Regions from separate parts of the Mus musculus genome. Here region 1 is linked to region 2. Evidence: chromatin contacts called from ENCODE POLR2A ChIA-PET data. All regions are on one chromosome and are shown on one strand. Each heading gives the region's core, a stretch centred on a gene start or an enhancer-like site at or near the end of the contact. The rest is flanking DNA. Distances are from core to core; before and after follow the strand shown. Region 1 holds the start of Sbno2 (strawberry notch 2). Region 2 holds the start of Arhgap45 (Rho GTPase activating protein 45).

The links. ChIA-PET counts read pairs that join two places held with the same protein, here RNA polymerase II (POLR2A).
Region 1: POLR2A ChIA-PET joins it to region 2 with 10 read pairs in embryonic stem cell. The contact joins the promoter of Sbno2 here to the promoter of Arhgap45 in region 2. POLR2A ChIA-PET finds 5 or more read pairs at or near these places in 4 of 5 experiments (Patski and embryonic stem cell).

What each region holds. Positions count from the first base shown.
Region 1 is chr10:80,099,751-80,106,608 of GRCm38, reverse strand. Sbno2 (strawberry notch 2) reads left to right here and starts at 3,907. Exons shown (of 32, transcript NM_183426.2): 1 at 3,907-3,999.
Region 2 is chr10:80,011,384-80,018,047 of GRCm38, reverse strand. It overlaps Arhgap45 (Rho GTPase activating protein 45), which reads right to left and starts at 1,376. Exons shown (of 23, transcript NM_001142701.1): 1 at 1,130-1,376; 2 at 1-268. The coding sequence starts at 1,222. It overlaps Abca7 (ATP-binding cassette, sub-family A (ABC1), member 7), which reads right to left. Exons shown (of 47, transcript NM_001347081.2): 37 at 6,650-6,664; 38 at 6,206-6,335; 39 at 6,013-6,133; 40 at 5,862-5,924; 41 at 4,630-4,736; 42 at 4,288-4,429; 43 at 4,068-4,202; 44 at 3,716-3,819; 45 at 3,488-3,580; 46 at 2,861-3,101; 47 at 2,476-2,742. The coding sequence ends at 2,590.

The DNA.
Region 1 (6,858 bases), core at 2,658-5,157, 86 kb before region 2:
TCCAGGACAGCCAGGATTACACAGAGAAACCCTGTCTCGGGAAAACAAACCAAAACAAACGAAAAAACAGCTGGCCAAGGCTTGGGGTGTTGCTGGTCTGTGGCTCAGAAGGCTGCTCCCTGGGATAACATAGTACTATGCCACCACGCATAGCTCCAACTGACTTCTGTCTCTGCCCTGGCTGTACAGTATCCCTTGCTCTACAACCCTCATGGCTTCCTGTTGCCCTCAGCTCCCTAGTGATCCCCACTGTCCAGCCCTGGACCTTCCCCCATCCATGTGCCCTGTGTTTCATTCCCCTGTTACGATTCCCAATGTTCTTCCATTGTCCAGCCTGCTGCTGCTCCCCAACCTCAGGACCCACTCGAGACAAAGTGGAGGTGTGCCGATGAGCATTTCCCTGCAAGCTCCAGGTGTCTCAGCCTCTCCCTAGAGAGGAGGAAGGCCTGGGCTGGGTGGATCTCAAACCTGTCAGGCAGGTTAGCTCTTCCCCGAAGTCTTGGCACAGACTGCAGCCCTAACAGGGGCCTAGCAGGATCTGGCTGTATGTCCTGGGGCAGAGAGCTGGGAGCCCCAGGTCCTGGGACAGTGACCTATAGACACCTGGGGACACCAAGGAGCTACAGGTGGGTCAGCCACTGGAGGAGGAGGATGCCTGCACTGGGCCGTGCTGGCTGTTGGGGTGAGGTGGCTGTGTGAAGAGAGACAAAGTTGGGAGGAGAGAGAGACAGGGAGATGGGGGTGGGTGGATATATCCTTTGCGGCTGCTCCTGCCTCAGTGTCCCCTTCCATACTGAGGAAAACCCAGCAAGAGCTTGAGAAAGGGAGATGGAAGGGTGGTGGAGGTGGAGAGGGGAAGAGGCGGTGCCAGACTGGGGGCCCCCACCAGGGGAAGTGGGTATAGAAAACAGAAGTGGCCAGGGGGACCATGAGGAGGAGAAGCTTTGGTGGCAGCCTGGGAACACCGGGACTTTCCAGATTGTAGGGAAACAGGAAGTGAATCCCTAGGTCCAGGCCTGCATGGCCAGGCTGGTGCACCTGCCTGATGGCTGGGAACCTGGACGGAAGCTAGCTGGCTGCTGGTAGGGCAGGGCGGGAGGTGGGCAGATCTCAATAGGGGAGCTGGGGCTGGGGCTGCTCCAGTCTGAGAAGCTGAGGGCTCCAGAAGTTCCTTAGCACTCCCTGGCAGGGCTTTCTATCCTTTGAAACAATGACATGGGCTGTGCAGAGCTGTTCAGTGCTGGTACTTTCCTATTTAGCCTAAGGTGCTGGGCTTCATCCCTCCCTATGTATCTGACCCCCCCACCCCCATATCAAATCGTAAAGCTAAAACTAGGCTGGGGCTCTGAAGGTGGACTACCCAGCATGCAGCGGGCCCTGGGTTCCATCCCCAACACCACATAAACCAGACATAGTGGCACATGCCTGTCACCCCAGCACATGCCTGTCACCCCCAGCACATGCCTGTCATCCCCAAAACTTGGAAAGTGGGGATCAGGAGTTCAAGGTTATTGTGTTTTGTTTTGTTTTGTTTTGTTTTGTTTTGTTTTGTTTTGTTTTCGAGACAGGGTTTCTCTGTGTAGCCCTGGCTGCTGGCTGTCCTAGAACTCACTCTGTAGACCAGGCTGGCCTGGAACTCAGAAATCCGCCTGCCTCTGCCTCCCAAGTGCTGGGATTACAGGAATGTGCCACCACCGACCCGGTTCAAGGTCATTATTGGCTACATTTTTGAGTTTGGGGTTGGCCTGAGTTCATGAAACTGTTCTCAAAACAAACGAAGCCACAGTTTGTCAGTGTGGTCAGTGGAACAACCTAGCATGTAGCTCCTTAGTTTAAAGGCTCAGAGGAGTAAAGTGCCTTTCCTGGGGTCACACAACAAGCCCATGCTGCTGCATCTTTAAAACTGGGCCATGTCCAGGCATGGGGCACACGCCTTTAATCCCAGCACTTGGGAGGCAGAAGCAGGCAGACTTCTGAGTTCGAGCCAGCCTGGTCTACAGAGTGAGTTCCAGGACAGCCAGGGCTACAAGGAAACCCTGTCTCAAAAACAAACAAACAAACAAACAAACAAAAACCTGGGCCATGGACTTAGAGCCAGGTCCCTGTTGCTTTCTGAGGCTGACTCCTGTGTTTCCTTGGAAATCCCCAAATCTGACTAATTCCCTAGCCATCCCCAGCTTGGCAGATTCCTTCGGGCTGACAGGGCTAGATACACCCTGGGCTGGGCAAACTGCCCCCATTTGAGGCAAGATTATCCACTGTGACTTCATGGCTTCCCGTGCTGGACGTGTGGCAGAGGTCACTTCCATGCCTTTCCTTAGGTGACCTGGGACTAATTTCAGGATAGTCCTCTGCCTCCATTTCTTCCCCTGGGGAATGCAGGTGACACATATCTCAGAGGACTAAGGTGAGAGGGAACTGGATTCTTGGGTGTGGGACTCAAGCCTCCTAGTGGGTCTCACACTTCCAAACTCTTTATTCTGTGTGTGCGCGTGGGGGGTGTATGTGTTTGTGTACAGTGTGTGTGCGCGCGCATGCACGTGTGTGTGTGTGTGTGTGTGTGTGTGTGTGTGTGTGTGTGTGTAGGTCAGAAGTTAACCTTCAAAGTTACTCCTCAGGTACCACCTGTATTGCTCCCTGAGACTTGGTCCCTCCTGGACCTGGAATGTGCCCACCAGGCTAGGAACCCTCCTGCCTCTGCTTCTGCAGCACCGGGATGATCATCTGAACCCCTGCCACCACACCTGGGCTTGGGGATAGAGCTCAGGTCCTTAGCACTTTACCCCAAGCTGGCTGCCCAATCCACTATACCAGGCTTTTTTATTGTTGTTTGGTTTTCAAGACACTGCTTCTCTGTGTAGCCCTGGTTCGCTTTGAATTCACTGAGATGGCCTGTTTCTGCCTGCCCAGTGCTGAGATTAAGTTAAAGGAGTGTGCCACCACTGCCCGGCTATACCAGGCTTTTAAACAGCTTTTCTTTTTATCTAGATTGTCTTTCCTTTTGGTCTCTGTGAAAAACTCCTGATTAAACTTAAAATCCAAGTTTCTATAGCCTTACTGCTTAAGATCTCCAGTGGTATCCTTAACTTTATGCAGAGACTCCTGCCTGGGTCTCCTTCCCTGAGGACAGATAGTCCTGATTTCCTGCCCCTTAGACAGGGGTTTTTTGGGGGCACAATAAAGAGCCAGGTTCTCATCTGGGATGGTGGCACATGCCTTTAATTTCAACACTTGGGAGGCAGAGGAAGGAAGATCTCTGAGTCCAAGGCCACGCTGGTATACAGAGGGAGTTCCAGGACAGCCAGCTACATGGAGATAAAACAGCATCCATACAGTTCATTTACTTATGGGCAAATCTAATCTCAGGGTTGCAGGACACAGGCTTCTGAATGGTGGTGCCTCTGGGCCTGAATTCATGATACCCAGCTGGGAAGGGGATGGTGACTGAACTGGCTTTAGCCCCACTGAGGCCATTGCCCTAGGTCTGGACTGAGAAGGGAGACACGTGAATTAGATCTATAGTGGGTTTTAGAGATTGGACCAGGCATGATGGTTTATGCTTTTAAGATCAGCACTTGTAGAGTTCTGGTGGATCTTTGTGAGTTCTAGGCCAGACAAGGCCACATAGTGAGACTGTCTAAAAAGAAAAGAAAATAGGGCTTTTAGATAGTTCTAAGGGAGCGGAGGATGGCAAGGGTGTGAGAGGTTGGTGGGGTCTGATGTTGCAAGTGTGCCAGGGCATGTGCAAAGCCCTGAAGGGGAAACTGAGGAACGATCTACAGCCCAGCAAGGTCAGGCAGGGGACAGAGAAGGGGTCCAGCTCCCTCAAGTAGCAAGAACTGCCCGGCCCCAAGAGGCCCCGCCCCTAAGGCCGCGCCCCTTCGCAGAAGCGGAAGTGCGCGCCGCCGGCAACATGGCGCCCAGAACCCGGAAGTGAGCGGCGGCCGCTGAGAGGCTCCGGGAAACCGAGGCGTCGCGGGCTCAGCGATCAGGTCTGAGGTGAGGCGCCGGCCCGAGACGCCACTGTGACCCTTTCGCGATCCCCACGCGACTCGTGCGGCCAGGCTCTGGTTCCGGGCTTCTCGCGGCCGTTCCTTGGCTGCAGGGTGGGAGCGGACGCGGAGGAGGGTGCCGCACCGCGCGCGACCTCTGACCCTCCCCGCGACCCCCCTGACCCCGCCCCCAGTCACGACCCCTGTGCGCCCCATCTCTCTCTGTGAGGCGAGACCCCACGTTCCGCGTGGACCTCAGTCTCGGTCTTGCCCCAATAGTCCTGACCCCACGTCCGGCTGCGACCCCTGCCCCTGCCCCAGCCGGTGAGCCTCTTGGCTGAACTCCCCCATCTCCGGGGACCTCTCTCTCACTCCTGCTTTGACCCAGCTCCCAGGGAACCCCGACTCCTATTGCGACCTCCATTGTCCGTCTTTGACACTGACCCCAGTTTCCTATGACCCCCACCCCCCCACCCCCTTTCCTTTTGGCTGACCCGGATTCCCGCCTCTGGTGGTGAGAACTTCCTTCCCTGAAAATCTTGTCCACAGCCTGTCACTCCTGGCCTTGACTCTGGTATTGGGTCTTTGGAGGTACCCCTCATTCTTTTCGGCACCTTGATTCCCATACAATCTACTTTGAACCTTGACCCTAACAGACCACCACCCTCCCATCTACAGTTGAACCTTAACCTCACCTTGGGACCCCTGTTCTCCCAGTGAACCTTAACCTCATGCCAGGGACCCCGTCCTCCTAGACCCAGGACCTTCCCTCTCCTGAGACTCAGGTTGCACCCCGGGAACCTTCTCCCGCAACTCCTGCCCTTGACCCTGGTCCTGGGAGGGAACCCCAACCCCCACCTTGTGCCATGATCATTTGACCCCAGGCTCAGTCATGACCCCCTAACCTTTCTTTTCTGTTGTTTTCTATCAACTCCTGTTCAGTGTCCTTTTTGACCCCTTTCTTTTTCTTGTGGTCTTTGACCCTGGTGCTCCGTGAGGTATTTTTGTCCCTTCCTACCCAACTTGGTGTCTTTAGCGTTGAGGGTTCTCAGGACCCCTGGCTATCAAGGAGTCTCCTTACTGGGTTTCCTGGGTGGATGCCCAGACCTGGCCCCACCATTGGTCCCAGCCACGTCTCTCAAGTCTCCTCTTCTGGTTTGGGTTGGGGGAGTGTGTAGTAGAGAGTGACTTTGAAACCACATCACCAGGGAGCTAAGTGGGGGAGAGTGGGTGCCACCACCCTAGGTACTAGAGATGCACTAGAGGGACACAGCTGAACTAGCCTGGTGGTGAGGGAGGGATCTCAGGGTGTCTCCTCAGATGTCATGATTAACGCTCTGAAAAGTTAAAAAAAAAAAAAAAAGGCATGAGTGTGTCAAGTGTCTGGGCCATCCCCCGGCTCTGCTTCCCGGAATGCCTGTGAGTCCCTGAGTCCCGCCCGCTCGGGAGCGGCTGCCTTCCTGCCTTGGCTGTCTGGTGCGGGCCACTGAACCCTGTGATTGGGGAGTGACGGGGAGCCTGGCCTTGGGGGTGGCACGACTGCTGGTGAGTTTTCCAATGTGGTAAAGGGCCCCGAGGTACTAAGCTGAGCTGGGACCCCAGTGAACAGGTTAGATGAGGCATTGCCTGGAACCTGGCCTGGTTGGGACTGGCTCTGTTGTGTGGGACTGGGGACATTTGAAGGAACAAGGGGCATAACCTGGTGCCTCCCTCCCTGCAATCAGCCGTGCTAGGGACCTGATCCAATAGCAATCAATGGCTGGACTCTGTATCTGGGAGGCCTGGCTAGCTGAACCCCCAACTTCTCTTGGCCCCTCTCTACAGCCCTTGGGCCCAGCTTTGGATTGTCCCAGGACCTGGCTCCTACAGGTGGGCTGCTGAGGCTCTTTTCAAGTTGGGAATGATGAAGGCAGGGACCTGCCAACCCAGTCCTGGGTATGACAGTGACAGAGAGGCACCTCTGTGGCCATCAGTCAATCCTGGCAGACTTCTGCTCTGCTCCCACCTTTAAGGAGAAACGGGCACACGCTGGAATGGGCAGCCTGGCCCTACCAGTGGTGGCTTCTCTGGGCTCTGGACTGTAGGCAGTTTCCTTCCCTGGGTGGAAGTGGATGCAGGCACATAAGAGGGAACTGAGGCCCAGAGAGCTCATATGCCTGCCTGTGCAGTCCTGACACCAGGGCCCCTTGAGCAGGGCCAGTGGGAAACACTGGCCAAGAAGCGGAATAAAGAGGTGACTGTCCCTGCTGTCCCTGCTGCCTCTCCCGACCCCCACAGGGTGAGATGGACTGCTTCCCTGCTAGGGATGTGTGTGACAGAATCTAAAATTATGAGTGGGGAGGTTTGAATGCGGATAAAGGTCTACATCATACATTGTCAACATGGCCCCAGTCCTGTATGTGCCATCCAGTGAATTGTGTGAGCACAGTCAAGTCTACGCTGTGTGCATGTGTGTGTTTGCATGCCAAGTGTACTTCTCAATCACTTGTGAGGTTCACCTGTTGGTGCTATCAATTGTGCAGTTTGCAGCTCCTTTCACTGCTTCCATAACTAAGGGCCCTATGGTAATGGGGGGGCAGCATGGAGGACAACCTGAGGACAAGGTCACCTGGTTTATCCTGGCCTGTCCTCAGCACACTCCCACCCTGGAGCTCCAAATCTACCACCTGCAAGGGCTTGGGGTGAGGAGCTGGCTTCCTTTGGGACCATTGTTGACTGTGGCTGCCACCTCTCTGGTTGCTCTGCTTACTCCCCGGGAGAGGTGGGCACCTGTTTTGGCTGGTTTAAGGGATTTCAGAGCCAGGACGTAGTTGAGACTTTTGTCCTTATGCTTGTGGGCATCTCGTGCTTAGGACAGTGTGGAGAG
Region 2 (6,664 bases), core at 127-2,626:
CCGCCAGCAGGGTTGAGATGTCTTCTACGCCATCAGGGAAAGCTCCCTCAGTGGGTAACTCTGCCGGACTGGCCGCAGAAAGGGGGCTTCGGTACCCACGGCCCAGGGTCCAGGTGGCAGTGCCCGAGAGCGGGAAGCCTGCTGCACTGGCATGGCGGCTCAGGCTGGTGGGTCTTTTGAGTGTCCCTGTGCCCTTGGCTACCGTGGACAGGGATGTGGCTGGTGGCTCCAGGCCGGGAGCTTCTGTCCAATCCTTCCTGGGCAGCTCCTAGGTATGCATAGGGAAGAGGAGTCAAGGGGATCCCCCATCCCAGACACTGCCTCAGTTTCCCCAGAAAGTCCTCACAGGGGTCAGAGGTCAGTGGGCAGAGAATTTTAAGCTCCCCCCCCCCCACCTGTTACCCAACATCCTCCTGTCTATAGCTTTCACAAACAACCGTCCCTACCCAAACCACAGCCAGAGGCGGGGCCTGTGGGGCACAGGAGGGAGGGGGCACCCCACTTCCTGGTGGGGGTGGGGAGGACTCTTGTGAGTCTCTAACCCTGTAGCCACCCCAGATACCTCTACGGGTGTCCACTTTCTAAAAACATGGATAACTTCTGTGACCTGAAAAGATCATCAGGCTCCTGTGTCTCAGGACACCCCCAGACCTAGTAGAGGTACCCCTAAACCTCACAAATTCTCAAAAGCTCAGCAGGCAGCAGCAGGTCCTGGAGAAACTTGGAGACCCCCCCAATCTGCTCTGTACACCTGCACCCCAGTTCAACACCAGTTCCCCATTGGCTTTCAGAACCCTAAAATTGCCCAGACCCCATATTACAGTGTAGTCACTAGACTCCAATACCAGTTCTACCCACTACCCACAACCGTCATTGGCACACGACGGGGACATCCCTCATCAAGATGGGTGACTTGGTTGCCACCCAAGGCCATCCCTACCTACCGTAATGCGGCCTCCTAGGTTCAGGCCACTCCTTGTCGCCGGCCATTCTGCCTGGTGTGGACTATAGCTGGCCCGGTTCCCCCAGCGTGGACCCAGCATGGTGTTGTAGTTGCATGCTATGCCCATCAGTGACCACAGGCTGTGGGTGTCATCCTGGGTCCCCACCCGCTCTGTGCCCCACTCACCCCTGAGGAGGACTGCGGGTTGGGGCTCCCCGCGCGGTTCTTTTTGGAAATAGAGGGAGTTTTCATAAGTTCTCGCTTCTTCCGAGAGAACATGGTGGAGTCAGCCCCAGTGGCCCTAGGTGAGGACAGGCGGGCAACGGCAGGGTGGGAGTCTGGGGGTGGTCTCAGTCCTGCAACTCCTGGTGCAGGCTGTCTCTGGACCACATTGCTCAGGGCCACCCCCTCCCCAGCTGTCAGAGCCACACGTGACTGGCTTGGCTCTCATTGGCGCATAAGTCTCCTACACAGGAAAAGGCTCCCCAGCAGAGGGAGGGAGGTGACACCTCAGATCCGCCCCCAGTGTGACTGTCCCAAGTGTCAGCTCTTATAGGACTCTGCACACTGACTCTGACACAGGTTCCCCACAGCAGGCCACCTTCCACTTGCAGCCTGTGTCCTGTGTGGCCACCCGATCCAGGCATTAGCTGACTCTTGCTTGGGACATAACATACAGTCAAGAAAGGCAGTGTCATGTGTATACTGATATGAAAGACCAGAGAGGAGGCTGAGCAACAGGTTCACACACAGATCAAACAGACACCCCCTGAGTCCCTCACCATGCACAGGTGACCCCCCATTCCCTATAATCACCAGCCTTACAGTCTTCTGGGGACCATAGGACCTGAAGGTGCCATGCCTGGGTGGCTTCCATCCAGCAACCCAGGAGCTCCACTGCCCTGCTGGCCTCCACTTAGCTCCCACTCCCACTCTGCCCTCTATATCCCAGCTCTGAGCTTCAGGTCTCAGGATCCCCAGAGGTACTATTTAATAATTTAGACACCATGTCCCTTAACCATCCCAAACTCCACTGACCTCAGGCACACTGGGTGGCTCTCGGGGACACAGCCCAGAAAGGCCGCAGCCTGCAGTACCTAGGCCCGCTCTCCAAGCTCTGGTCCAGCCACAAACCCAGCCGAGGAGCCCCTTAAGGGTCCCGTGCCTCCCACTCATAGTTGGATGGCTGGGGGTGGGCTTGGGAGGTTGTCTCAGGATGAAGACTGGCTGGCTCTGGGGTGGGCTTCTGGTCCGGTCAGGCCAGGAAAGTACCAGGGTCCTCTATACCGTCTGGAACATTCCACAAGCCTGACCTCATCTCTACTTCACGGTCAGAAACACTCACAAGTCCCGCCCTTGGGTGTCAGACCCACATAGGTACATGCAGGTCAGGATACGTGTGACTGGACACCTGGGAAGTGTCCGTGTTGCAGGCAATTCACAGCAGGACACACGCGCATACTGTACATGTGATAGTGTATGGGACTGTACAGAGCTAAGACTCCTAAAACACAAACTCAGCCGTGGCCTCATTCTCATTCTAGTTTCTTTTTATTTCCCCCAGAGCCCAAGGCTTTCTGGGAGCCAGCGTATGGTACAGAGATCCTCTGTCTGAGCTTTGCCACTCAGTCCCAAGGCAGGCATGCTCAGATCATGGTCTCCACAGAGCTGGGGTCTTCCAGGAATCGGCTGACACGTTTGGGATGCTGCCGGCCAGGTTTGGAAACCTCCTCTTCTTCAGCCTCCTGCCGACTGCTCTCTTCCTCTTCCCCTTGGTCTTTGGAGAAATATAGGAACACCTGGCAGGGCAGAGACATGGAGGGGGCAGAAATGCATGGGGTGGGGGTAGATGTCAGCCCAGGGTCCTGAGGCACCTCAGCTCTTCCCTTCAAACCCTTTGATGGTGCCCGAAGTCACCTCCTCCAGAGTGGTCTGGCTCACAGAGAAGTCCTCCACACCGTGGGCCCTGCCCTGGGCAGCCAGCTCCCTGAACACTCGTGTCAGGGTGCATCTGCCCCCCGGTGGCAGTTGGAAGCGCAGACGGCTGCCGTGCACCTCCCGGAGTTCAGCCCCAGGGAATGTGATCCTGATGAAGGCTATCGCCGGCTCAGGCTGGTCCGGTGGGACCCTTAGAGTCAGTGTGTGGCCAGCCCCGAACCTGGAGGGGACAGGACCAGGGATGCAGGCCATGGCCCCTATTGCTCCTCGAAATCTCGATACTCCCTACTAGACCTGTCCTTGGCCTGTCTTGGACACCTGGACCCAACCCAATTCCTTCTCACCCTACCCTGCTGCGAGCCACGCCCACGAGTCTAAGAGACTACGCCCACTCAGAGGACCTGGCACACCTGTATCGAAGGACAGACACTCCTCACCTCCCCTGGACTCCATCCAAAAAGCTCCTCTGAGCACTTCCACCTTTCCAGGCTTCCCTCATACAGTCGGGCTCTGCCCCTATGGTGCATATGGCCCGCCCCTATCTTCTAGCCCTAACCACACCCACAGCACTCTTCTCTTCCCGCCAGTCCATCCTGCCCTGCTCACCTGCCTTTGAGATGCTGAGAGCTTCCCAGACAGCGGAACCGCCCGTTCACCATGATGGCCAGGCGCGTGCAGAGCGCTTCGCACTCCTCCATGCTGTGGGTGAGAGTGTGAGCACAGCTGGCCCAGCCTGCCTGCACGGGGACCATGCTCTGTTCCACCCTAGGGACCTCACCGGGTTCAGGATCACCTCATCCTGCGAGGTGGCCAGAGTGCGACCCTGGGGCTCACCTGTGCGACGTGAGCACTACGGAGCGGCCCTCGCGCACCACGGACAGCAAGCTGTTCCAAAGAAATCGCCGCGCACTTGGGTCCATGCCTGTGGTGGGCTCGTCCTGCAAAGGAGATATGGACTCTGGTGGGACCGCAGTGACAAAGCCTGTCCACTGGGACTCCGTCCTGTGTAAGCCAGAACACACTTCAATCAGACCCCACTCTGCTTAGGTAAAGCCCAAACGAAGCTAGATTTTGCACAGCTCCCCTCCCCGTCCCCCATGGCCTCCAACAGCTCAGACCCCAATTCACCAAGGCTCGGCCCCAGTAACTCCCATTCACAAACCACTCAGATCCGGTCTTCACGCACCAGAAAGACCACAGCTGGGTCACCAACCAGAGCTAAGGCTGTCGCCAGCTTCCGTTTGTTGCCTCCGCTGTAGGTACCCGCGGGTCGGTCTGCATAGCTAGGAAGGCCCAGGCGCACCAGGCCAGAGAGCGCAGTCTGCAGAACGGAGCCAGGTGAGCGTGGGCGGGGCCATACTGAGAGGGATGAGGTCCTGGTTAGCACAGGGACCGGGCATGTTCACCTGGGCAACTTGGGCCTCGGGCACCCCGCGCAGGCGAGCAAACAGTTCCAGATGTTCCCGGCCGGTCAGCAGGTCGAAGATGGCATCAGACTGGGGACAGTAGCCCATGCTGCGGTGTGCGGCAGACCGCTCCTGGGCCACGCTGGGGTGGGGACAGGAAGCTAAAGAGCTTACAGGCCACCCACGCAGGATTGCATGGGTGTCTGCAGAGAGCACAGGAGTCTCAGGGTATGTGGGCCATGCACAGAGGGGCACAGGTCCCAGGGACCTGGTGAAGGACCATGTTCACTCAAGGGACACATGGGATAGGAACCAGGGTTCAGGGTACAAGGAGCATCTTACTTGTGGCCTGCCAGTACTGCTTCACCACTGCTGGGCAGTGTGTCCCCTGTCACCATGCGGAAGGTGGATGTCTTCCCTGCCCCGTTGACACCCAGCAGCCCGAAACACTGCAAGGAACATGCAGACCCTTCCTAGCCCTAGTCTTGGGCTGCAATCCACAGCCCCCAGTGTTACCAGAAAAGGTGAGGGAGTGGGGGGCAGGGCACTAGACTCTGGGAGAGGCAGAACCGTCTCATCTAGCAGAGAATGGCTTGGAGCCATCTTTGTTTTAGTTATTTGTGGTTTTGGAGACAGGATCTCATGTAGCCCAAGCTGGCTTTGAACTTCATATGTAGCCAAAGATGACCCCGAACACCTGATCCTCCTGCCTCAGTAGACTCACTCGTGTTCACAGATGTGTTCTGACCCACAGTAGCAGCCAGTGAACCAGAGATAGCAAGAGTTTGCATATGTGTAGGGGCCTAAGAAAGTTTAACTGAGAAGGACTTGATACAGGCATGATAAAAGATGACCTCCACCAAAGTGACATTCAACACCCCTTCGGTGATCACAGTTTGTGCTCAAAAAATGTGAGCACCAACTATCTGTAATGGGATCTAATGCCCTCTTCTAGCGTCTGGAGAGAGCGAAGTGTACTCACATACATAAAATAAGTAAAACTTAAGAAAAAAAAAAACCAAACCAAACCCTGTGTTTGTACATAACACTATGCTTTTTAAAATGGGAGTACATAGTAGGTGCCTAATGAGGGCTAGGGCTGATGGCTCCATAAGTAGCTCAGAGCAGGGACATAGCTCAGTGATAGAGTGCCAGCCAAGAGTGCCCTAGTGAGGGGCTGGCAGTGTGGACTAGCTGTATAGCTTTGGGTAGGGACTTCTGAGATTCTGGGTTCTATTTCTAGTGCCACAAAAATAAATACAAGTCCAAAAACTAGGTGACAGGAGGTGCTTAATGAGAGATGATGGGTGCACAGCACGCACACAGGACGCACACCACGCATGCAGCACTTACGAATCATGCAGCACGTACACAGCAAGTACACAGCACATACACAGAACGCACACAGCACGTACACACCACATACGAAGCACACACGCAGCCCGCGCAGTAAAGCCCAGTGGGTCATGCCAAGGGTCTCGATAGAGGTGGGCAGAGAGGGAGGAAGTAGTCAATCCTATCAGGGAGTTGCCACCTCACAGGACTCAGCACAGGGTACTCTGCAATGGACTCACCTCCCCAGGGGGGATCCCTAAGCACAGGCGATCCACAGCTGGGTTCCTCTGCCCACGGTAAACCTGCAGGGATCAGGCTCCTTTAGAAAGGATGGAGTACTCATGTCACCCTCCACTCACTGGGCACTTACTTGCCTTACCCTGTGCCTACCTTGGTCAAGTCCCTGAGGACTAGCACATCCCCCTGGGTAGCCCCCTTGGTCACCCGCTCACGCTCTTGAGCCACATCCTCATCCTCCTCCCCCAGGGGCGGCAGCAGTCTTGGTTTTGATCTGAGGATAGACAGGTTAGTGGACCCTGGGAAGGACTCTGGCCCCTGCTGCCCTCACCTGGTCCCCACTGACTGTGGCAGGAGACGGTTGCGGTGTTGGAGCAGGAGTGTGATGAGGAGGAACAGAGGTCCCTGGGCCATCATGGCCAGGAGGTTCTTGCCAATGATGTCCCAGCGTAGGGGTGACTGAAATTGCTTGTCTCCTACGGGGACAGGAAGAACTGGGTCTTGCCCTCTGTGCAGATCACCCTAGACTCAAAAAAGTGACCAAGACGACTTGTACTGCTAGGGTAGAACTGACTTAGACTATAAGGTTTCACATGCTCCTTTATGTATAGTCAGAGCTTTCATGATATAACGTTTTAGTTACATTTTCTTCACCTTTAATTTGACACAATTTTTGTGCCACCTAAAATTGTTCACTTAAAGGCAATGTGTCCCCATTCCATATAACTGAATTTGAAGGAGGCACTCTCAATCATGCTCTTCACAGTCCCCACCTGACAGACAGTCTCACCTAAGCGCTCAAAGG